Linked DNA regions of Mus musculus: regions 1, 3, 4 and 5 are each linked to region 2. A link is a loop called in an ENCODE intact Hi-C map of the cell type or tissue named here. Cell type or tissue: left cerebral cortex. All regions are shown on one strand.

Region 1 (5,000 bases), 270 kb before region 2:
TGAGATTGTGATTCGTGGCGTTCAGATTATGTGATGATCCTCTTAGGGTCCCCCCTCTTTTTTTCTGATTAGCTCCTGATTTCTGTTGCCCTTCATGCTGTGAGGTCTTGGATCTTTCCACTTATCTGTGATGTGAGGTGCAGCTTGCTTTTTTTTTTCCCCTGTAGTGAGCTATTTTTCTCACCCCAGCAACCAACCAAACCTTCCCTCCCAGGCCTGTAACTAATGGAACCTTTCATTATAGAAATATAATCTGTTGGAAAGTTCCCTTCAGCAACACATGCTGCTGGAGGCTTCCTGCCCACCTGTCTGGGCAGTCCCTCTCACCTCACTTCCTGTCCACCTGTCTGGGCGTGCCCAGGCCCTCTCACCTCTGTTGCCTCAAGCTTCAATTCTTACCTCAACAGTCACTCCTCACAAACGACTTCCCGAACCTTCTTCCCTATCACTTCACACAACTGGAATTTTGTTACTTAGTTTCCCTGTTTTTTTCTTTGCCTACTCCCTCTCCCCCTACAGAATGTGAGTTCCACAGTAAACTGGGAAATTCTCATGCAAACTCCATTACTAGACAGTGGTCACTTCCCTGGTGCCTAGCACACATTTCCAGGAAGGCTGGGATGTAGTTCAGTTGCTAGAGTTCACGAAGCCCTAGGTTCCACCTGCAGCGCTGCAGAAACCTGGGTGTTGTGGCGAACACCTGAAATCCCAGTGTCCGGGACAGAGGTGGATGCAGAATTGGAAATGCGAGGTCATCCTTGACTTCATGAGTTCAAGACCAGCTTGGCATGGGCGAGACATATCTTTTTTTAAAAATCCTAGAAAAATAGATCCAGGTGAGTTTGTTGCACCTGTGTTTGTTAGTAGCTCAATCTGAGAGTCCTCGTTAGCTCCCTTAAAATATCTGATTGACTTTCATGTGAAAGCAAGTGCCACAGATTAAATATATGTTGTGCTAAGAAGTTTCCCGATTTACCACAGCCTGTGCACTGCCAGAAAAGCATTCTGCATGTTAATTACGATGGCTGGGGGGTTTCTTAAGTCTTCTTGTTCTCCTGTTAACTTTCTAATGCATGCAGGGAAGGGAACAAGGGAGCATGCAGAAAAGCTGTGAAGATCAGTGTCACTTTGGGTGGCTTGTGGAGTCCCAGTGAGCTCTGCTGACAGGCCAGGGTGGTGTTGGCAGCAAGCTGTCTGTGAAGGCTGTGAAGGAACTCACTGAGGCTGCAAGGGAGGAGGCTCTGACTTCTGGCTTCACTAGGAGCTGTGCCCTTTTGGCTAAGACTAAAATTTCATCTAGGGAACAGTTAAGCAAGAGGCAGGGGTGAGGAGAGATCAAATCCCAGAATACAAATGCACAAGATGAGCCGGAATACTGAGAATGTGGAAAAATCTGACCTTGCTCCCCATTTGAACGTCAGAGGAGCCAAGGCAGTGTAGCAAGACTGTGGGGGCATCACGAAAGCCTACTTTGGCTTCAAGTGAGCCACCAGGACCCCCACCCCTCACATACAATGGGCGCAGACTCAGAGATAGCTAGGTGATGTGAATAAAGCATAGTGCTTAGACTATGGTTAAAATCCTGACTCAGAACCTGCTTTGACAGATCACTCCCTGAGACTCTATTTCCTCGTCTGTCAAATGAGATTAAGGTCCTTGCTTGGTGTAGAGGCTATGGGTCCCACCCACATAGGGCCACTCTGTTGGGAGTGTCACTTGCTGCTATAACGTAAGAGTCTGCCCCTCACCTCCCCCTCTCCACTCCCTGCTCTCGTCTTGGCTCACAGCTGGTGCCTTGGAGGCAGGGAAGATATTGGTGACACTACTTCTGAACATTTGCACAATTTGTAAACTTTGCTTAGGAAATCCTTCCCTTCCTCCTCCCCTCCCCACCCCCAGTTCCAGAATAACACTGCTGTTTGTCTGAAACTTCCTGACCCGTAGCTTAAGAATTACGCAGGATCACACAGACTCAGCCGGGTGACTCTCAAAGCAGCAAGCAGATGCCTGCCCTGCCCAATAACCACTGCAATCCCTCTCCCTCCCTGCCGGGAATAGGATTATTGATATGCCTTTCCCAGCTGTGACCAGCAGGGGGCGACCTCTTCTTGCGTCCATTTCCTTAATGCTGACAAGGCTCCCTGGCTCCCCACCCTGTCAGAGCTTCCAAACATTGAGCTAAGGTCCATGTTTCTTTCTCCTTCCATTGGTCAAGGTTTTAGATACATGCACGAAGCCATCAATGCCAAGATCAGGGCAAGGTCTCCTTCTAGCCTGGGGAACAAGGGTCCTAGTGTCCTTGGCTGTGTGATGGCTAATGTCACAGCTACATAGATGTGGCTCAGTGGTAGGTAATGTGTTCCACAGAGGTGACCTGGCTCACCAAGGCAACACACTCCACAGCTATGTGTTGCTGCCTATAACCACGGCAACTACTAACCTGTAGCTACAAGCTACAGAGATAACATGCACCGTCGTGCTTCACAGAGGTGGCATCTGAATGCAGGTTCTACTCAGCCTTCAGGTGTCAGGCATGTTTTGCAGCACCCACCTTCAAGCCACTGAATTAGTTCCAAGACCTTGCTGAAAGCAGCCTAGCTCCTGTGCCCTGGCTTCCCTGGGGTTCTCAGAAAAGGGCCTCTTAAACCCCTGTACTTCTGCCATGGTAGTCTATTGCTTTTTCAAGTTCAGTAGGTAAAGATACGATTTAGTGAGAGAGGAGAGAGAGAGAGAGAGAGCATCGTTTATAATTTATCCTGGGTTTCTTTTGTGTCTCCCATTTAGTAATTTGTTCCATTCCTTAATGGCTCAAGTTGTTCATCAGACTGCAACAGAGAGGTGGAGTGAGTCACCAGGGAATGGGGTGGGGGTGTGGGGTGGCCTATATATCAGGACCGGGAAAACTGTGAGCTCTATCTCCCACGCCTTCCCACCCGGACGTCACGTCACCAGGTTGGTGCAGCTCCTGTTTCTGAATCCAGGTAGAGGAAAAGGAGCTGGCTGGGGTGGCCATTCAGGGAAGCATGATGCATTCTCTGAGGCTGTGTGAAGCACTCTGCTGTTACCTGGACTGGGTGGTGGGAGAGGAAAAGCGATTGAGCCTGGTTTCCTCACACGGCCTCTCTTCACTCACACTGAGAAAGACAAATCCTGGACACTGAGCTCTGTCTCTGTGACTCTGGCAGTATCACGACATCCCCACCCCACCCAGAGCTGGAAAAGATGCTCCCAGCATGGACCAGCCTCTTGCCTCTGTCCTCACTCTAGCACCTGCTCTCTTGAACCTGTTGCTTTTGATTTCACATTGGGGGTTTTGGGAAGAAAAGCACCTTAATGAAGAAAGAGGGGGGTCTGTGACTCTAGACAAGGAGAGACTGGAGCCCCAGAAGGACCCTCACTTGCTGCTTTCCCCCACTTCTTGCTCAGCTTCAGGACACAATCGCCAGTGTGGGCAAGCAGACTCCAGCCCAGCCCCTCGGAGCACAGGCCTTGGGATCGGCTAGATGCAGGGCTGGGGGCGGTATTCACAGATCTGGCGTTTATGACAGAAGGCTCAGTTAGCATCTTGTGGGCATTTACCAGGTGGAGTGAAGGTCATTGTGCCTACCTTGTAAGTAGATAGACTTGGGACGAGGATAATCGTCTCAGTGGCCCAGCTGGTGTGGAGTGGAAACACCTTCTTCCAGAATCTTCTCGGGATGTTGTCACACTGCCTTTGCCAGCCCCAGTTCGGATGGTGTGGGTGGGTGGATGCGGCTGACGGTTCCATGGTGATGGCTGTCCTCTCCTGACTCTCGGCGGCGGTGGCTTAGAGATTGTTCTCAAGGCAATCGGCCCATTTGACTCTTGCAGCACACTGAGGCACGGGCAGATCTGAAGGAGGGTTAACTGTGTGGATGGCAGGTGAAAGGAAAACAGACTTAGTATCTTAATTTTTCATTTCTAGAGAAATGACACTCGGGCTCTGTATATGCCAGGCAAGTAGGCGAGTCACACCCCAGTCTCAAGAATGAGCTTGCTAAAGCTTAATATCAGAGCCGGGGAGTTGACTCCTGCAGAGGACCCAAGTGGGGTTCCAGTGCCCAAGATGAGCAGTCTACACCTGCCTGCAACTCCAGCTCTCCGGAATCCAACGCCCTCTTCTGGCCTCCTCAGGCACTGCATCCTTGTGTACCTGTTCATACATATACATGTAATGAAAACTAAAAATGAAACATTTAAATAAAGTGTAATATACAAGCAGAAAAGTGTTCCCATCGTAGGTACACAGCTCTCTGACTTTTCTTAAGGTCTGTTGTCTGAAGGCCATTGACTAAAAGAAAACTGGGATTTAGGTAATATGACCTGCTGGGTCTGCTCATGTGTTAAGCAGTAAGGACAAGATTCCAGTAGCGCCTTTTAATGTCCACACTTTGAGAGGAACCCTCCTTTTTGTGTGTGTGATGTGTATGTATATGCCTTTCCACCTGTGCACATGTATCTGCACACATGTGCATGTATGTGTACGCATGTGCATGTGGGATCCCGGGCTGATGTCAGGAATCGTCAATACATGTCTCCCTTCTGATTCTTTGAGGCGGGGTCTCTCAGTCAAACCCAGGGCTTTGTTGACATAGCTGGTCTGCATAGACAGCTTGCTCTGGGGGAATCCCCTGCCTCCACCTTCAGAGGCTGGAATTACAGATGGGCTACCACATCCAGCCAGCATGTACATGGGCTCTGGGGATGCAGATTCTAGGTCTGACAGTTGTGCAAGCACATGGGTTTTCATACTTAGGGTTTCGACTTTTGAGAACAATTGGCTTCATCGAGGGCAGCAGCACTTTTATCTGATGAGCTTCATTACCACAAAGGGCTGCAGGAGAGGGAAGCTGGGTGGTTTAAGTCACTCTTCTGTATTGAAGCTCTTTATTTGGGGGATGAGTTTCTTCTGTGGAGTATTTGTTAAAGCCTCATAAGGTAGGCTAGGGGATGTGGCTTAGTTGGGAGAGTTGTGTGTG
Region 2 (5,000 bases):
ATTTTCTGCATGCTCATAATCATCTTCTCAAAACACACATTCAGACCACGTAAGCCCCCCATGGGGCTGAGCTACTATAAGGACCTGACCTTGCCCTCCCTGTAGAAGGCCTGGCGATGGGTATAGATCCTTCTCTCCCAATCCTCTCCCTTCCCATCCTTCTGTTCTCTTCCGAGATCCCCCTGCCCTCCCCGGTGCCCAGGCTTCAGGATACTCCCAGCCCATCCTCCCATGACTGATGCCTGATTGGTGGTTTCATAGATACTTCAGAGAGCTCTAGTTTCCCAGTTTAAGAAGAACAGGTAGTTGCCAGTCCACGAACATGGCAGGATGCATTCCCTATGCTTGGAGCCTTCATTGCTTCCGCCCTTCTGCCTTCCATGGCAGGGTTCGTCTTTGCCTGGGGGCAGGGCTTCTGCTCATTGACTGTTACAGCCTTGTCCCTGCTCACTGGCACTGAGAATAAGTCTGCTAAATGAATGGGCGAGTGTGCCCATGCTGTGAGCATCCTCCCTGAACGTCCTCCCTGAATGTCCTCCCTGAGCATCCTCCCTGAGCATCCTCCCTGAATGTCCTCCCGGCATCCCCCCTGAGCATCCCTTGCTCTTTATTGAGTCCTGCATCTTTTATTTCCTTTTGGCAGTGTTGCAGCAACAGCTACCAGTAGAGCAGATCTTCTGCCAGGTGCTGCCTTGGTTCCTCCATTTTTTCTATCGGGTGGGCTGTAGACCCACGCTAACAGAAAGTGCCACCAGGGTAACATCCATGTCATTGGTCACCAGTGTCCCTGCTGTTCAAACCTAGGCCCTGAAGTCTGTCTCCTGAGCCACCGTGTTATGATGCAGAGGAGCTTGGTCACTCCCAGGGACCCAGGAAAGCCCTCCGTATTCTCAGAACCTTCTACCCTAGTGTCTTTAACTAGGTGCCCCACCACCAACAACCACACAGTCCTTTATAACAGGTTTTAACCTTGTTTGAAGGGCTTTGGTGATGGGACATGATTTAAAACCTTGTAAAATATGGAATGAGGTCACATCCTGAGAAAATGAGGGAATCCTTTAAGGCCTAGAAGAATGTCGATTTGAATTTGGCGTGATACCAGAAAGATCTTTTGAGGTTTATATATGACCTTCAAAGGCTGAAGCTGCAAATTCTGATGAGGGCCTACTTGGAACTCGGTGTTTGGGGTGTGGAGCACAGTTCTGGGTTCTCTTCTCAGTTCACAACTCCACCAGAGCACCACTCCAAGCCACACATGTCTGCCCATCGTGTGTCTTTCATTCCAAAGTGCATTGTGACTCACTGAGAACATCAGTCCCTGCTCCAGAACATTCTAGACCCTCCACTTAGGAGGATTTGATAACACCCGTGGGAAAGAAACAAGACTGTACAGCCCTGCTTTTTGTAGCCTTCTCTTAGCAGCCTGTGCCACAGGAAGTGGTAAGGTTTGTTGTTGTTGTTGTTTTTTTTTTAATTAAATTTATTTATTCACTTTACAACCCAATATCAGCCTTTCCTCTCCTCCCTGTGCCCCTCATACAAGTCCTCCCCTATTCCACCCTCTGAGTGTCAACCCCACCCCATCCTACCCCTGTATATCAAGTTGCTATGGGACTAGGTTCATCCTCTCCCACTGAGGCCAGACAAGGCTGTCCATTTAGCAGGATCCACAGGCAGGCAGGCAGGCAGGCAGGCAGCAGGCTCAGGGAATCCCTGCTATGTTGGGGGATCTCTATGAAAACCAAGCTGCTCGTCTGATATAATGGGCCTAGGTCCAGCCTGTGCTCGCTCTTTGGTTGGTGGTTCAGTCTCTGGGAGCCTCCAAGGGTCCAGGTTAGTTGACTCTGTTGGTCTTCCTGTGGAGTCCCTGTCCTCTTAGGGTCCCTCAGTCATTTTCCCAGCTCTTCTACCAACTTCTTACTCCCGAGCTCCATCTACTGTTTGGTTGTGAGTCTCTGCATCTCTTTCCATTGGCTGCTGGGTGGCGTCTCAGAGGAGTTATGCTAGGTTCCTGTCTGCAAGCATAACAGAGTATCATTAATAGTGTTGGAGACTGATTCTTGCCCATGGGGTGGGTCTCAATTTCAGGCAACCATTGGTTGACAATACCTCCATCTCTGCTCTATCTTGGTCCCTGCACATCTTGTGGGCAGGGCACATTTGAGGTTGAAGGTTTTGTGAGTGGATTGCTGTCCTTATCCTTCCACTGGGAGTCTTGCCTGGCTGTAGGAAGTGGCCACTTCAGGATCCATATTTCCCATTCCTAGATATCTCAGCTAGAGTCGCCCCCTTAGTCCTTCTGGGACCTCTCCCCATCCCAGATCTCTGGCAAGTACTAGAAGTTGCCCTATCACCACCACCACCACCCCCAGCCGATTTCCCTTCTCTCTCCCCTGCTCTTCCTACGTATGATCTCCCCAGGAAGTGGTAAGTTTAGGCTCTCTGTATCACAACTACTGTGAGGCCTTATGTTTATAGCCCAACTCCAAAAAGCAGATTCTCTAAGAGTGGTCCACTGCTGACCACAAAAAGCTGTGGGCACAGTGGGCTTGTAGCATGCACACACGAATGCACAGACACACTCACATCCACATCCACATCCACATCCACACTCACACGCACACGCACACGCACACGCACACGCACACGCACACGCACACGCACACACACACACACACACACACACACTTCAATACCCAGTGTCTTATTCTTTCGGACTGTTCTGCTGGCCTTGGTCAGTACTTTTGGGGAAAACTGGATTCAGAAAGGAGGTTTCCTTGTAATACTGAATATCAAATAGTGTTTTTCTAATTTGTTGCTGGAACCCCCAACCTCAGCACCCCTGGGAACTTACTGGGCATGCAATTGACCAGTCATACCCCAGTTGTGCTGAGCATTGGCAAGCACTCCAGGGAGTTCCACAGCACACTGATAGGAAGAAAAAGAAAATCTGAGATACGGTAATGCATACCTGTAAAACACACACACACACACACACACACACACACACACACACACACACATTCCAAACCAAGCCGTCGGGACCATGTTGGAAAGGAGTGAGTCAAGAAAATGGTTTGAGAAGCTCCCTGGCCCACAGTCTGCAGCCATGTGAGATGCTTATGGCTTTCACTGAATACTAAGTAGCAGTTTCTGAAACTCCAGGTGCCCTGGGCTGTGGAGTCCTGACTCCTCTTATGTTCTGAACAAAGATGCTCAGGTCACGTCTGATCCCTGCCACAGGGAGGCTGCAGGTACCAATGCAAAGCCTTAGCTGTCTTCATACACGGCACACTGCAAAGGCTTCGCGCGCTCTACTCCGAGTCCGCAGCAGCCTCGTTTTAAGAAGAGGATCTTGAGACCGAGACCTCCCCGGGGGGCCGAAGTGGCTGCTTACCACTTCAGAGTCATGAACCTTCTGCCTTCTCCAATGCTTCTCTAGGCCCTGCCTTTGATTTGACCTCTCTTTCATGAACAAGTATGAAACAGAGAGGCTGGCATGTCCAGCACAGAGCACTCGTGTCTATGGTATCACAGAAAAATCGGCCTCTGGGCTGACAACCAAACACTAGGTGGTGTTGACAGTTAAATCTTGTGCCTCTCTGACCTCAGAATGAGTGTGTAATCGTCCTTGTTTACCTTGGTGGTAGTTATAGATAGCCTTTATGTTCACCTCGTGGATGACCTCATACATTCTGGATAAACCAGAGAGGCAAAGACCTTCCAGACCTAAGCCATAGCCTCTTGGTAGATACTGACCCAGGCAAGTACATTTTTCCCTAAGAAAACCACAGTAATTCAGACCGAGAGTTCTGAGCTTTTCCATCATGTGCACTGATAATCAGACCAGGAGGAAGCTGTATTCTACATCCTGTCACAATCCAGGAAACTGCACGTATTGCTAATGATGAGGGAAGAGCCTGTGGGCCTTGGAGACAGAATTGAAGTCCGAGGTGTTCACCATAATTCTGATTTTCAGTGGAAAATTAGAGGAAAAATTAAAAGTCTGACCTGCTGTTCCCTCTCTCTCCTTAACAAAAAACCCCCCGAAGCGGTGTCGCATGGCGTCTGAAATGCTATTTTTAAAGGCATTGGAATGAAAAGGCTGGGAACGGCGCTCGGTCGGTAGAGTGCTCGCTATACAAGCATGAGGAACAGAGTTTGATCCCCAGCATCCACATAAAAAAAGGTGGTCGGAGCAGCATGTCCTTGTAGTCCCAGCAGATGAGAGGCAGAGACTGGCAGACCTCTGGCACTCGCTAGGCATCCAGCAGCCAAGAGGTGGATCAGGAATGGTAAGAAACCTGCCCTGGCCATACAGCCTAGCCCTTTGTTCCCAGAACCAGAGTTTTTCACGATCTAGGACAAAGACAATGCCCTCAGGACCCTGGTGGAATTTACCATGTGCTAAACATTTGTGTCATCTCAGAACCCAGCACCCCCTGGGAAGGCGAGCAAATTCTTCCTAGCGTTTATGTGAGGACCAGGTTTAGGTCCCATAGCTGGGCTATCATGCCCCCAGAGGTGTGCTGATCAACTACCTAAAAGGCATTCTGCTCACACTCTGTAATCAGTTCCTGCCACCTATCCCCGGCTATGTAGACATGAGTAATTTCAAAGGTTCCTAACTGTCTCCAAGTTGAAACCTGGGGCTTGGGGCCAGCATGCTGAAAGTGAGAAAAAATAAAAATGAAAACAACCCCCAATCATCCCTTTTTGGAGGGAAGGTCATTTGGGCCCACAAAAGTCACCTGTGGTCTGGTCTCCTCCCACCGGACATTGAGTTTCCCGGGGCAGGATTCACTATCTACTTTGTTGCATGGGTGCACCCCAAAGGTCACACAGTAGGGCTTAGGATACAGCTGATGTCTGGTGCAAGACTGTACTGTGAACAGTCCTGGGTTCCTCTACTGTCGATGCTGGAATGCTAGATACCCAGCCTGCCAAATGTGTATAATTCTCATGGGAGACTCATAGGCTATCTGCATGTTAGCTCAGCT
Region 3 (5,000 bases), 440 kb before region 2:
TAAAATAAATATGCATCTGATGGAAGAACCCGCCCTGCCTGCCTTTAAGCCAACCACAGAACACAGAGCATTTTAACTGGATAAAAAACTGAAGATGGGGGCAGCCTAGAGTAAGACTAGAAAACATAAAAAATGACCAGCAAGGATAAAAAAAACAGAAGTAGGAAGACGGGCTGGGTGTGGTGACTCACACCTGTGGGCTAGCTCACAACCCTGACTCAAAACCAAAGCACAAATGTTAGGGGAAAATCTAGCTCATGATTCCATCCAAAAGGACACAAATAGAAGAGCTAGAACCCAACACATGTAAGACAAAAAACAAAAACAAACAAACAACAACAACAACCCCCCTGGGAAGTGGACACCATGAACAGTTGACTGTTGGCTCTTCCTGGCCAAGCTTGCAATTAAATTATCAGAGTTTAATAAAGCCAACCACAATGATCTGCATTTCTGAAAAGGACAGCGTCAGCTGGCAAATTCCAAGTAGCTAATCCTTCTGCAGGTACTTCAATTTATCAAAACAAGCAGAGGTGTCCCAGGGCTGTCCAGTGCGGGTGCTGGGAGCTGCACTTGGATCCTCTGCAATAGTGATGTGATCTTAACCTCTGAGCCATCTCTCCAGCTCCACTAAACATGTTCTAAATTTACAGGGTATTCTTACAAATAATAGAATTTTAAGATTTTTGCCTAGAGGTTTTCTTAATATTCTTCCAAAAAGTACAGTCAGCAAGCTTACCAATTACCACTCTGAAATTCTTTCTCAGATAACTATCACAAAGAACACGGAGGGAGGAAAAAAACCCTGTGATTTATTTGCCCTTGTACAAATTCTTAGTAAGAACTGTTTCATCACTAGAAACCATTCATGAAGTGACTTGGCACACGCCTGTCAGCCCCTGGGGAGCTTTGGTCCTTGAGCAGGCCTGGGGAGCTCCATCTTGGAGAGGAAACAATGGAGATTAGACAGTTGTGTGAGCGTCCTGCTAGCTGCACAAAGGGCACCAGGTGTCCTATGGTAGAGCAGGAACCAGGGCAGGTGGAAGGCAAAGGGGAACCACTGAGAGCCTTTCCCATCACAGAGGACAGACGTGGTTAGAATATCATCCCGGGAGAACAGCACCATGAGCAGACAGTGTGGGTGCGCCATCACTTCCGTGGGGCTGTTAACACGCCTGAGGTGAAGGGGTTAAGGGAGCAGGGCTTTGCTTTGGCTCATGGTTTAGAGGGTTTAGTTCATGGCTGCCTCACTCCGTTTGCTTGGGCAGAACAGCCTGGCGGCAGGAACATGAGGTAGAAGCTACTCTCTACTTCTTGGTGAACAGGAAGCAGAGAGAAAGGTCACACAGGAAGAAACCAGAACAACCTATCACGTGACTCCAGGAACCTATCTGCACTAAATTGGCCTCATCTCCAACCTTTCACCACTGCCCAGTAATGCCATTGCATTGCAAACCTACTGTTTACAGCAGGGCCCTCCCGATCCCATGTCTGGAGACACACTCACAGACACACCCAGGAGTGTGTGTCACTAAATCCAGTCAGTAAAGTTATTGTGCATTACTGTGGGGCAAAAAGAGGCAGCTGGAACACAGCAAGCCTAGTGGGGACTGGTTGTAAGCGCCCAGGTGAGAACTGCTAAACTGCATACTATAGTCAGAAATCTGGAAATTGGGGTTCTTTAAAAACAACAGAAACATTGTAAGAATATGTTTTTGTTTTAATCCTAGGTCTGGGGATATGGGGTTTCTTCATAGCAGCTGATTATGATTTGCCTCAGGCTCTAGCAGAGGCGTGATTCTGCCAGCTGCATCCCATGGGGTGCAATGCTTGGAATTCTGGGAATTTTTCAGAGAGTATATAAATGCTAGGGTCCAGAGAGCCGGGGTGGGTTGCTGATTGTTTGTTTGGGGGTGGTTGCAGTTTAAGTAGCCTTCCACAAAGAAGAAAGAAGAAAAAAGGAGAGGGGAAGAGAAGGAGGGAAATAATTAGATATTCTTACTGCGAAGTTCTAACTTTCGACAAGGAACTCGATGCCCCTCATCAGCAAAAAGTAGTCTAATGATAACACAGTTCCCCTTTCAGACCCCTGACTATTCAAGTACCTCTTTCCTTCCCTCCCTATTCTTTTTTTCTCTCTTCTCTAGTGTTTAGGGTTGATGGAATGGAAAATGGGCAGAGAAGGGTGGACGAAAGAACCCATGAAGTAGCAGAGAACAGCTACAGCACACTTAGTGATGTAATGTTTGACACAAGACTGACACGTAACTGACACTCTGCAGAGCACAGATGAGAAACAGCGGGACCCTGGCTCCAGCCAATGCTGAGGGCCTGGACAGAGTCAGAACCAACAACAAGGAGGGGTGAGTCGGGGCAGGGAAGGTTGGACTGAGGTGTGGAAGCAAACCCAGCAGGGAAGAAAAAGAAAGGGGAGCAGGAAACTAATATGAGAGCAAACTGTGACACAGTCAACCATCAAGACGTGGGCTGGGGAGACACGCCATGGCCAGCACGGGCACTCGCACTAATGCTGAAAGGAGAAATTCACAGAGCTCAGAGAAGGGAGCCTTAGGTGGTCACTCAGCTACACTCTGACTCAGACATCTCTGCTGTGATGACCTGGTGAAGAACTGATGGTGACAGGGCTGGCACTGTCACACCAGTCAGATCACACCCGTCTCCCGTCACAAGGACTCTGTGCTCACTCTCTCACACAAGCAGTCCCCCTCGGATCTCACCGTTACAGGTGGCAGCAAACCCTGCTCACTCCAAACCCTTGTCTCTGCAGGGCAGGCTGACACACCTCGATCCCGCTGAGGACAGGGTGGGTGCTCTAAGTGGTGGCTCAGTGACAGACTCCACAGTAACCACAGGACACAGCAATCTACATCGTGGCCCACCCTGCTCTAGAGAGGGGGCAACACATTCAACAAAGAGTTAAAGTGAGTAAATCCTGAACAGCTGTCTTCCGAGAGCTGACTATATTATGACTGAAACTAGGAAAAACCCGTCCTCCTCTCTTAGCATACTACATAGATGACCCGCAGTTCCATTTCTAACCAGTAGGGGGCGAGTGCATCCTATAACTTACTTCTCCCATACCCACAAGAAACTGCTTTAAAGGGGTATTTTTCAAACTAGTAATTAAGCATGAACAGAGACAACGGATTCACTAGTCACTAGAACCTAAAATGCAGTCAATCTCCCAACAAACTGTTGGCTCACTTTTGCCTTTAGAGTGTTAGCATTCCGAGGATTAGCATTTAGAGGTTAAATGGTTAGCATTTGGCATATCGGACTGATATAACTGATACACAAGATAACGGGACATCATTCCACACAGGAGTTTGGACTGTGTGGCCCACTGCTGTTTCCACTGGTACTGTGACTCTGCACTTACAGGCGTGGCCCTCGGCTGGAAACAACATCAGAGACAAAAGGATGTCTCAGGCATGAGGTGGCTTCTCAGGGGACTGTGGAACATGATCTGTGGGCTGATGTTCATGGTATTTCCAATATCAAACTTTAACCCATAAAACGGTCACATTCAGTGTGCTCTCCCCTCATGCTCAGGTCTACTGTCCATCCCCGATAAATCTATTGCACAAAGCCGTGTCACGAGCCATGTCTCTAAGGGCAGCGCTAGGTGGCAGTAAGCACACAGACGCCACAGCAGCTTTCACTGTTGGTCCTGACATGCTTGGAGGGTGCAGTGGATCCAACTCTAAAGAAATCCAAGCATCAGAAAGAAGCAGAAGTGTGGAAGTTATCTGGGGTTGGAGGTGTGAGGCCAGGAGACAAGTACAGCCGAGTTTATCACAGGGACTGTTTTCCAAAAGGTCTTTGTTCTGCGACAAATCTTAATCACATAAATACACTTAGATGCTAATGACTTTGAAATGTAACATTTTAAATTGCTTCTTTCTATCAATATGTTAAATTTTTATTTAAAACATAATTTATGTATTTTTTATAATTTGCTGTGGCGTTTTGGATGAGCAAAATTTTACTTAGAGACCATGAATAAATACATTAAAGTAAAACATGCAGTATTATCTGTGAGATAGACATTTTCAAAAGCTAATAAAAGCCGATGGTGAAGCTCGCTTGTAATCCCAGCACCTAGACACAGAGAAAGGACAGTCATGGTTCAGGGCATCCTCAGCTACACAGACACTTTGGGGACAGCCTGGGCTTCATGGCACCCTGTCTCCAAGAAACAAACAGCAACAAAAACTTCAGGGGAAAACAGGGAATGATATAAATTAATGATTTTACTTTATAGAAAATGGATTACTTCCTTTCTTTAAAGTAGTTTGACCCAGTGGTAGTTTTTCGTTGAGTAGAACTGACAAGCAAAAGCTGTGCACAGCTGCGGGTCAGTGTGAATCGCACACACATTACAGAGTGGTTGGCACGGCTGAGCTGACTGACATTCATGTCGCCTAGCAGTTACCTTCTAACTCTGAACTGAATCTCAACATGACTTTATAAACTGACATGATCACACAACCAAAACCTACGTTTTCTAATTTATTTCTAAATGCTCCATTTTTATTTACAGAGAGGCCATATGGCATACAGCTGTCTCAGTAGTGCTACAGTAAAACTGGTTAACTTACTTTTTTTTTTATTGCTGTAATGTTATATCTAACATTTTTTCCAAGGTTGATTTTTGTACTGACACAGAAAAATACTTAAGTTACCAACCAGGGGGAGGGAACTCTCAGGTGTATGAGTACCAACAACTGGAGCCTGGCAGTTTGCAGAGCTGCCCCGAGCCAAGGGTCACCCGAGCCAAGGCAGGAGCATCAGGCCCTGGATCCAATTAGAGGAGCATCCAACCCAGGGAAGCAGCAACATGGAGCCCATGAAAGCTCAGAGAAGGGAAGGTAGAAACAGAGATGGCCACACTCACATCCTCCAGCTTGGAACGGTGCTGCTGTGCAGACAGAACGACTGTCAAGCTTTCTGTGTCTCTCAGGACTCTCATCCCTTCT
Region 4 (5,000 bases), 210 kb before region 2:
TCTTGGGGCACCACAGCTGGCTTTCTGTGTCTTCCTCTCACACTTGCCATGCCTTTGTTCCATGGCCCAATCTTCACCACGGGCTCCTCTTTTCCTGGCTTCAAGTCTGTACTCTGACCACACCTCTCTGGCTCTTCTGTGAAGTGACACCTGCTGTTGATAATTTCCAGATTCCTTCGTCATCCCAGGCGTCTTGGAAGTAACCTGTTCCCTGTGTTTGATTTTTTTGCTCTACATAGAGTATTTATCTTTCTGGCTGAGCCCTTTTCCCACAGAGAATGTATCTCAAACTGTAGACTATTGGGTTTGGGATGCAGCTCAGAAGTGGACCATGCCTAGTGTGAGGCCGTGGGTTCAATCCCAAGCATTGCCAAAAAAAGAAGAAGAAAAAGAAAAAGAGAAAACCGTAGGTTGTTGTTGTGATGGTTAGATATTGTCAGCTTGACAGATTCTAGAGTCACTTGGGAGATGGGGCTCTGGCTTTATCTGGGAGGGGGATTTTCTTGGTTACTTGGTATGGGACCATTCTCCAGGCTGGGGATCCTGAACTATATAAACATATGGACGTAGGAGTTGGGCACTCGCCTTAGTTCATTCCTTTTTGCTTCCTGATTGTGGATGTGATGTGACAGCTCCTTCAGGATCCCGCTGCCTTGACTTCCGGCATGATGGATGCACCCTTGAGCTGTGGCTGGAGTAACCCATGTCCACTTGGAACTGCTTTTGTCAGTATTTTGTCACAGCAACAGAAGAAGACACTGATGTGTGTCACTTACACTAATACCTGAACACTAGCCCCTCAGTGCACCCCATGGGAACAATATAGAGCTTCTCCCCACTACAGAACCTCTAACCCCGTGCTATGCTTGGCTGCTGGAGCTGCCCAAATAATATCTGTAGAATGAACATATGAAGGGGAATTAAGGAGCTGTGGAATCAAATTTATGGACAAGAAGGTGACCAGAAGGTATTTTCCCATGCTAGCTTGTGTTCATACATCAGCATGAGTAAACTGTGAATCAGTGCTTTATGATGCAAGAAAGAGTCTGGGTGTGGGGAGACTGCACACTAGGGTCTGAGTGTGGGAAGAGTACACACTCAGGCCTGAGTGTGGGGAGAGTGCAAACTTGGGGCTGAGTGTGGGGAGTGTGGGGAGAATGCACACTCAGGCCTGAGTGTGAGGAGAGTGCAGACTCGGGTCTGAGTGTGGGGAGAGTGCACACTGAGGTCCCAGTGTGGGGAGTGTGGGGAGAGTGCACACTTGAGGTCTGAGTGTGGGGAGAATGCACACTCAGGCCTGAGTGTGAGGAGAGTGCAGACTCCGGTCTGAGTGTGGGGAGAGTGCACACTTGGGTCTGAGTGTGGGGAGAGTGCACACTGAGGTCTGAGTGTGAGGAGACCACACTCTCAGTTCAGCTTGCCTATTTCCTTTTTCTTCTTTTCAAATTTGAGTTTAGTGGAAAGCAAACTTTCTCATTTCCCATTTCAGCACACTGAATTATTCATCCAGAATGTTCTGCTGGTATTTCCTCCCCTGTCAGATCTCTGCAGTTCCAGAAACACTCTACCCAGAGCTGCAATCAGAACAATTAGCAACCCATTACAGGACTCAACCTGCTCACACCCTTGGGTTCCCAGGCCTGAGTCCTGTGCATGGAGAGCTAGTCTGACGATAGATAGAGTCTGATTGTTCTATAGGGGTTGAGGCCTGTCTGTGTTTCTGACTCCACAGAAACCAAACTGCCTTCTCATCTTCCTCACTGGGGCCAGATAACTGGATAGCGTTGGTGCTGAGTTCAGGATTCCCCTAATATCACCCTTGGCCCATTATCTGGAGTGTCCAGTCTTGTGATGACTTGACATGACATTGTTATCTATAAATGAGCCAGGCATCGTCCATAGCTCTCCTGAGTACTTGTGGCACACTAGCTGACGTCTCTGCTTGCTGATCCTTCGACCTCAGTCTCCTTAGCTCCAGAGTAGGAAAGACAATCTTTGCCCATCTGCCCCCAGTGCCCTTGTTGACCCATGAGGCACACCTTGAGCTCTGTTCACCTCTAGGGTTCCAATGGGTCTGGCAAATGGTAGACAGTTCCTTCAGAGGTTGTTTCTTCTGGGAGCGTGATATCCATTCCACTGCCTGTTATCCGGTCCCACCCCTGGAAGGAAGGCTCCATTCCATATCCCTGCTCTCGTGTCTCCTTCACATCCAACCTCAAATCTGTCCCCAAGGAGGCATGTCTACTCCAGGCCTGAGCTCTCAAAGAACGAAGAGCCACATACAGTCCTTCTTCCTCTATCACAGGTCTCTCTGGGTCTTATCACCTTGGTGACCCTTTGTGTCTGACCTTGAATTTATGAATCACTCTTTGTGGTACTGGCCAGGGACTCTGCAAAGCAAGGATTCTCTCCTGTCAGCAACACCCTGTTGTTCTGACCACCAGGGGGTGCTAAGAAGAATGGAAGGCCAAGCAGAAAGCAGGTACTCCAGGGCAGTCTCTCCTCAGAGAGCCAGCTGCCCCTGCCTGGGCTCCTTTTCCCTCCCAACTGCAGCAGCTGCTTAGCAGCTGCTGGACCCACGAGCAATGTCTCCATCATCTGTTTCTCAGATGTGGCTCTTTGGCCTATGCTGTGCCAGCACCCTCTCTGCAGAAGAGGCCATGCTCCGCTCCTTCCAGATATCTGGGACCATGCTGTACCAGGTCCCTCCCTCCAAATCGTCTAGGCACTGTGACAATCTTAGTTCTTTGATTAATTCCCCCAGCCCTGGAAGTAGAGACAGCTTCCTACAGTGGCTGCTTCTGTTTTCCCTTAGAATCTTCTGTCTTGTTCTTACACAGTTAACTCTTTACAAGGATGATCTCAAATTCTTAGGCTCAGGCCATGCTGCTGCTGGAGCTCCGGAGCACTCGGGACCACAGGTGCCTGCCGCCAGGCCTAGCAACACTTCTTTGTATGAATTTCTTTTTGCTCAAATAATTGGCATCTTATTCTTCCTCAAGGGACCCTAACTGATCTGTAAATGGAACCCAGGAGAGAAGATAGGGCTAGTGGGCAACAGGAGAGAAGGAAGCCACAGAGCCCACAGAATGCAGAGCAGAGTGGGAGAGGAGGAGTGCTGATGGTCAATCAATGTGAGCCATGCTAAGCTGCACCCCTGCCCGAAGGTGATATCTGTCTCTCTGTCTATGCATCTACCTAACTTCTACTTGTCATCTATCAGTCATCTATATATTGTCTATTATCCACATCTCATTTATCAATCTCTATTATCTACCAGTCATCTATCAATTATCTATATATCTATATAGAGAGATATATCTACATCAATCTATTTTATCACATATCTACAGGTATCTATTAATAACTATCAATTATCTATTATTTATCAGTCCTTTACCTGTATTTATATCTTTCTACTTATCATCTATATGTACCTATTATATGCTTGATTAGCAATTTAATAGATGGATGGATGGATGGAAGGAAAGATGGATGGATATACATCTGCCCTATGATAGAGAGGCAGGCAGCCAGACAGGAATGTCAACAGCTGATTCCTCGCTGTTTAAAAAGTCAGGTAAGAGTATGCATTGAAGATATTTTGGGGTGACTGATGCTTACCTCTGCAACTTCTCTCAGACAGGCCAAGAGTCATCAGGCCACCTGGGCCCTATGGTGCTGTGTGTGGCATCTTTAGGTCATGCTCTTGGAAACAACCCCTGAAGGGTGAAGAGATGAATGCCAGCATGAGCACAGAGTGTTTGGTTCCATGGGACTCAGGGTTGAAGAACATCCCGGAAGGTTCTCTATGGAAGATTGGACTGGTGTGGCCTCTATGCATCAATGGTTGAGAGTGGTTGCCCTCAGGAACAGTGTGACCTTGGATGGTAATGACCTCAAAGCATGCTCAGCTGAATGGGTTTCTGAACAAGGACGTGGTTAAATCTGTTCCCTGAAAAACTGTATCAGACTGTGTTCCTGCCATGCAGCCTTAACTCTTGGGTCTGAGGAAACACCCTCCTCTGGCTACCCACCATAGTGCCTGTGCTATAGAGCCAAATCCCAGTCACCCGGAGCCTCCAATGCATGTTCTACAGAGTTACTTTTAAACAGTGAGCTTGTGAGACTACAAGTTTTGTCTCATCTGGCCGGTTCTTTGGCCAGTCAAATGTGGCCCAAGGTGGACCATGTGCATGTGAACTTCACCTTGACTGCCAGTCTCCAGAGCCTGTGCAGCCTCCAAGCTCAGAACCTGCTGCCTGGCATCGCATTAGCAGCTGGATGCTGCTGGCTAAGACTCCGGGAAGATAATCTATCCGGAAGCACAAGAGTCGATTACTAGATCGATAAACACTGCTGCCTCTTGGTTCCCTGCTTCTCAGCAGACAATACCCCAGCCAGCAGCAGCCACTGGCTTCCACACAGAGGAGGAGAATGTGCTCGGGGGGCATCACCCACAGGCCAGTCAGGGAGGGGCCTCCATGGCAAGGAGACCTTTCTCCACCAGTGTGTTTCAGGCTTCAAGTTATGTACAGGGGTCTGACACTTAACCCTGCCTGTTAGGTGTCACCTTAGAGAAGACCTATCCCGAATATCACATCTCAGGTGTGGCTCCTCCCCTGTGCAAGGAAATGCCATTTAGAGAAAAGAGAATAATTTACAACAAGGCAGTCCAAATTCAAGTGTCTACTCTGATGTTTAATAATAGCAAGGGCTGGCTTTGCAGATGCAGCTGACCCCTATCCAGGCTTGCTGCAGCCAAGGTTAATTCCACCATGTTCTCTGACATGGCAGGCAATAGTGAGCCCTTGGGTCTTATCTCCTTTGAGTTGGTTGCAGAAAAATTTCCAAAGACAGCAGAAAATGTTCATGCTCTGAGCACTGGAGAGAAAGAATTTTGATACGAGGACTCCTCCTTTTACAGAATTATTCCAGGGTTCATGTGTGTGCCAGGGTGGCAACATCACACACCATCATGGCACTGGCGGCAGGTCCAT
Region 5 (5,000 bases), 72 kb before region 2:
TTGTAACTAAAAACTTCTGAAAATGTCTGACTCTATATGTATGTGTGTGTGTATGGTATATATGTATGTATAGTACACACACACATACATATATATATACACACACGTACATATATACACACACAAATACACACATACGAATGTGACGGCTCTGAGACAGAAGTTGGCAATGGAATTCTAAATGGCCTACCAGTCAGCTGAATGCAGAAATCTATTAGCAAAGCCCAGGAGAAGCCTAGGAAACACATGGCGGCTCTACATAAAAAGCTAATGTAAATTGACCTCAGTCACGTGCTAACATGTTTCAATGAATGAATGAAATGATTTCTTACAGAAATTTACATTCATTCTCAATTTAAAAAAAATTACCAGCAAGCACGAATAAAGGATATTTATCAAGAAGTTAAAGTAAACATCTTGGTCAGTAAGTAATATGTAAGAAATGCAGCCCCGACACCGATTCCTGCATCCTGAAGGGCCAGGATCTGCGACTTAACAAAGAAATTAGAAGGGTTGAAAAGGAGAGAAATTTCAACTTTCTGAAACCCATATGGCAGTCTATCTGGAAAATCCCAGATAATCTACATAATTAGAAGCATTCCGTGCATCTGGGAATTTTGACAGAGACTAGTTTGGTAACATTCTTAAGCACGAGTGACTTCTAAGTAGAAAATGAAGTTTGAAGGATTCCATTAGCTGGAAAGTGAGAAACAGAAATAAATCTAATAGCGAAGGAACCAGAGCGCAGAGAGCTGTGAAGTTTCCTCTGAAGAAAGAATATTTAAATAAAAACAAACTAATACTGTAAATGGGGGGGGGGTGCAGCTTCCCCCAAATTAGCATATCACTTCGATACAGTTTCAATAACGGTATTCACAAACTTGGTGTGGAACTGGTATAAAGTGCTTGCCTAGCCTGCAGAGAGTCTAGTTTGGCATAAATGGTTCTGGTGGGCACACCTGTAGTCTCAGCACTGATGAGACAGAGGCAGGGGGATGACCAGGAGCTCAAGGCCAGCTTGAGCTATCGAGGACCCTGAGTTACATAGTGTTAGAAGAAAGCATTTGCAGAGTCGCACCTCCGAAGCTTTCGAGGCGGGGGGGGGGGGGGGGGGGCAGGGAAGGGGGGGTGCAGGCACTGTCAAGCAGTTGGCAAAGGAAGCCAGCTCAGAATTCCCTGCTGGATGCCTGGGATTTGCTACTGTTTCGGTTTGGGTTTTGTTTGTTTATTTGTTTGTTTTGCTTTACCTTTTCATACAGGGAGCTAACTATAAATTTGGATATGGTTCTCAAATGTGACATTAAAAAAAAAAAAATCCAGACTACAGCAGGCAGTGGCGGCACACCCCTTTAATCCCAGCACTTAGGAGGCAGAGGTAGGCGGATTTTTGAGTTCAAGGCCAGCCTGGTCTACAGAGTGAGTTCCAGGACAGCCAGGGCTATACAGAAAAAACCTGTTTCGGAAAAAAAAAAAAAAAATTTCCAGACTACATCCCAGACTAAATGTAAGGCATGTTTTAAAACGTTTAGAAGGAAAACACATGTGTCTTTATGACTTTGGGGTAGGAAAGGTGTCTTAAAGGAGACTCCCTCCTCCCCCAGAGTACCAATGATTTAAGCAGAGTTCTGGCATGTGCAGTAGGAACCCTGTTGAAGGGGTGGTGGAAGGTATTTCCCACCGTGTAACAAAGAACTGATTGAAGCTTTCCTATGGGAGCCTAGAAGCCAATCCATACTGAGATGCTGAAAGGGATAAAGGCCTGAGCTGTTTCACAGAGGGAAGGGATTAGTAGTGTATAAACACAACAAGAAGAAAGATTCAACTGGGAATAATGAGTTGCACACTAAAACCTTGAAAGGCAGCAGTTGCAGCCTACCCCTGACCTCTGAAGTAGAGCCTACCATACCTAGGAAGCAGGGCTGCATGAGTTGCTGGCCAAGGCCATTCTGCAAGCACAGCCCACATTCCTGCGGGAGATTTAGAATTTCCATCACACCTGCTGAGTTTTGGCTCCGCCTTGCATCAGTTGAGAGGGAACTAAGCTCTGCCTGTCTCTCTTCCTGTTTCCCATTTGTTCCTTGGAGAGTTTGGCTGGGACAGTGTGGCCCTAGGGTTAGACCATCACTTCCCTTCAGACCATCTGTATAAAGCTGACTCACAGGCTAGTGTTTGATGACCAGGCAACAAGTTAACAAATTCTGATCAAGTTGTCTACAAACTCAGGAGAAGCCCATCGTTGTGAGAGGACTGTAATGGTCCATGCACCCTCCTTAGCACAACTGGAGAGGTGAAAAGACAGCAATGAAAGTCAGGCTGGGATTGAAGAGGATCTAAGGCATATGCCATACTTCTTAGTGCCCAGAAGGGGGCAGCCTAGAGCAGAGCAGGGGCCCCATGGCTGTGTGCCCAATGTAGCGAATAGCCAGTGGCCCTGCTACAGGTCACTCCTTCCTCCCTTCTCCCTCCTCCTCGTGGAACTTTCTGCCTGGTGGGGTTAGGGTTCTTCCCCAGTCTTCCGCAGCTTGCTCAGGAGAGCACCCTGAAGTGACCTCCCAGTCACCTCTCTGCTTTGCTGGTGCAGTGATGTCATTTCTAGCAGAGAATATGCTAAAGGGAGCCTCTGCAAAGCCAGATTTATCTATAACATGAATCACTGGGCATACACTCTTACACCTGGACCTCTGACATCTGTGGCAGCCGCTCACCCGTGTTGTCCTGCAGTCTGCTAACACTTGGGTGTTACATTTGAGCTGGAGATCTCTGACATTTTAGAGTCCCTACCTGATGCATGTGAAAATGGAGTTGAGAAACATTTTTGTGAGATTTTGTGTTGTGATTGAATTAACTTGAGGTTAATTATATATTAATTTTTACTTGATTTGAACTTGAAGGGGTTCTTCAGGCCACTTAGAACCTGTTTGAATGAAACCAAGACCTGCACAGAGTCTGCACACTTCTTATTGACTGTGAGATATTTTGACTTTCCTGGTGTCCTGATTGATATCAGATTTTCATGGGAACATTGAAATCCTGTGCTATTATTAATGACACTCTTCAATTTACAGTTGTATATTTCTAACAGAAAATGAACCCTTAAAACTTGTCTATTTAGCCATCTTGTAGCTAAACACCCCCCCCCCAAAAAAATAGTGGGAAATGCTTCATTCTTTGATCTGCCATGCTGAGGTCCCATGTCTCAGCTACCCTGAGGCCTGTGGAGAGTCCTTTAGCCCAAGGTAGAATTTGGTCTTGTTGGTGATATCTGGCTCTGGGTTTCCTAAGTGATGACTGATAAATTCTTTATGCCAGTGGAAAAAGTGTTTGGGGCTCTTGGAACCCCTGTCTTAGAAACTTCCCAGGCAGCAAGTTAGCACCAGCCATATTGTGTTGGACACTTTCCTTTCCTAGCTGTTCAAACAGAAGATAACTCACTGTGGGGAGGAAAGATGCAGACTGACAGACAATTATCCATGCTTTCACAACTGATAGTGATGAACTTAGTCTGTTAGTATGTTGCTGTATGTGCCCAGTATAGCATTCACATATGCACATGTCTGGATATCTGGGGAGGAACAACAGTGCTCTCTCTCTCTCTCTCTCTCTCTCCTATTGAGATAATGTCCTTAAAACAAAGATCCAGACAAGTACACAACTACACAAGCTTCCTTAGCCAGTCATTATCAATCTAGAGAAGGCGAATGGATAAGAACACTGAGAGCCCTCAGTTGTATGCGTGAGTGTGCGGTGATTTTCCGAGTGTGCGGTGATTTTCCGAGTGTGCGGTGATTTTCCTCTAAGCCTGTGTGCTTATGTGACTCGAATCACTTCCTGCAGAAGTCCGGGATGTGAGATGTCACATTCGATGTCTATTGTTAGCTCTGTCTGATAAACTGAAGAACCTTCTAAAGAGACATAATGTCATCAACATTGTTCTGTCTAAGGAAAGGACTGAGCACACAGTCAATGCGAAGGCCCATTATTAAAATTTGTCTCCTGTTTTAAATACCTTTTTTTATACATATACATATTTTTGGCTTCTCATGTTATTGTGTTAAGAGGTATGTGTGTATGCAGCACACTTCATGCATGTATGTATTGGGCACATGGGAGGGGGATATATACACATGTGTGTGCTTTTATATGAAGGCTATTGGTCAATGTTGGGTGTCTTCTTCAGTCACTCTCTGCCTTATTTTTTTGAGACAGGATTCCTCAATGAGCCTGGAGTTCATAGTCATGGGTCCAGTAAGATTTTGTAGCCAGCAGGAGCCAAGGAGCCTCCCATTTCTGCCTCTTCAGCACAAGGATTGTGAGCCATCATGTGCAGCTTTTTACATGGACTGGAGATCCAAACTCAGGCCCTCGCGCATGCACGGCAAGCACCACACCACCCGAGTTCTCTCCTGAGCAGGGTTCTATAGCTCCTATTTTCCAGTTTTCTCAGTTTGTGTGTGAGAAAAAGATAGTATGAACAGGTTGTTTGTAAAGGTGGTAGCTTCTAAGCTCTTAAGTAAGACTCGAGAAAGCCAGCCTTTTTCCTCTCACTATTTTTTTTTTTTAATCGAATGCCCCAGCAGCCTTCAGTTAGAATGGCAGTTTCCACACACACCTCAGTTCTGATAGACGCAGCAATATTCTCTGTTCCCAGTATCAGGAAACACACTGAGATAAGGCTTTGGATGGCCCTAGACTTGATCTGAACCTGAAGTCATCGCAGCCACACAGGGTCTTGAGCTCCCTGGCTGAGCTATAACCAGCTGCTCCAAGTGCTGACCTACTTCTCCCAGCTCCAAGTTCTCCATTAAAGGAATTCTGATTGCTTCAGAAAAACCTGTTCCTCCACCCCCGCCCCAGACACAGGCATTAGGTAACACTGACATGTGAGGTATGGTGCCTTGAGTATCCGTAGATTCCAGTAAAACCAGAAACAATGGAGGTCTCCTAGTGGGGAGCAAAGCTCTAAGTCCCTACAAATTGCCTCCACCAGGGCAGGACAGGGT

Evidence for each region. A loop is a pair of places that touch in the nucleus more often than their neighbours do. Peaks named below come from ENCODE experiments on the same cell type or tissue, not always from the same donor. Only the 100,000 strongest peaks of a DNase experiment are listed, where the experiment ranks them.
Region 1: it touches region 2 in a loop (8-fold over the local background); 12 of 42 quality-filtered maps call a loop at or near these places.
Region 3: a loop joins it to region 2, with 2.3 times the contacts of the local background. A loop is called at or near these places in 3 of 42 quality-filtered maps.
Region 4: a loop joins it to region 2, with 6 times the contacts of the local background. A loop is called at or near these places in 4 of 42 quality-filtered maps.
Region 5: it touches region 2 in a loop (9-fold over the local background); 22 of 42 quality-filtered maps call a loop at or near these places.

What each region holds. Positions count from the first base shown.
Region 1 is chr9:122,419,210-122,424,209 of GRCm38, forward strand. No RefSeq gene overlaps it. Among named protein-coding and RNA genes, the nearest start is that of Gm35454, 16 kb to the right of the region's middle. In left cerebral cortex, CTCF peaks have their summits at 2,082 (motif pointing right) and 4,145 (motif pointing left); DNase peaks (open chromatin) are centred at 1,040, 1,099, 1,775, 2,100 and 3 more places; H3K27ac peaks cover 664 bases.
Region 2 is chr9:122,685,441-122,690,440 of GRCm38, forward strand. No RefSeq gene overlaps it. Among named protein-coding and RNA genes, the nearest start is that of Mir138-1, 5.1 kb to the left of the region's middle. In left cerebral cortex, a CTCF peak has its summit at 1,940 (motif pointing left); a DNase peak (open chromatin) is centred at 1,931; H3K27ac peaks cover 448 bases.
Region 3 is chr9:122,244,770-122,249,769 of GRCm38, forward strand. All of the region lies in intron 11 of Ano10 (anoctamin 10), which reads right to left. Among named protein-coding and RNA genes, the nearest start is that of Mir8106, 27 kb to the right of the region's middle. In left cerebral cortex, CTCF peaks have their summits at 3,057 (motif pointing right) and 3,647; DNase peaks (open chromatin) are centred at 155, 3,063, 3,370 and 3,634.
Region 4 is chr9:122,474,018-122,479,017 of GRCm38, forward strand. No RefSeq gene overlaps it. Among named protein-coding and RNA genes, the nearest start is that of Gm35454, 38 kb to the left of the region's middle. In left cerebral cortex, a CTCF peak has its summit at 2,432 (motif pointing right); DNase peaks (open chromatin) are centred at 1,563 and 2,451.
Region 5 is chr9:122,613,146-122,618,145 of GRCm38, forward strand. No RefSeq gene overlaps it. Among named protein-coding and RNA genes, the nearest start is that of 9530059O14Rik, 43 kb to the left of the region's middle. In left cerebral cortex, a CTCF peak has its summit at 2,365 (motif pointing right); DNase peaks (open chromatin) are centred at 2,348 and 4,822; H3K27ac peaks cover 129 bases.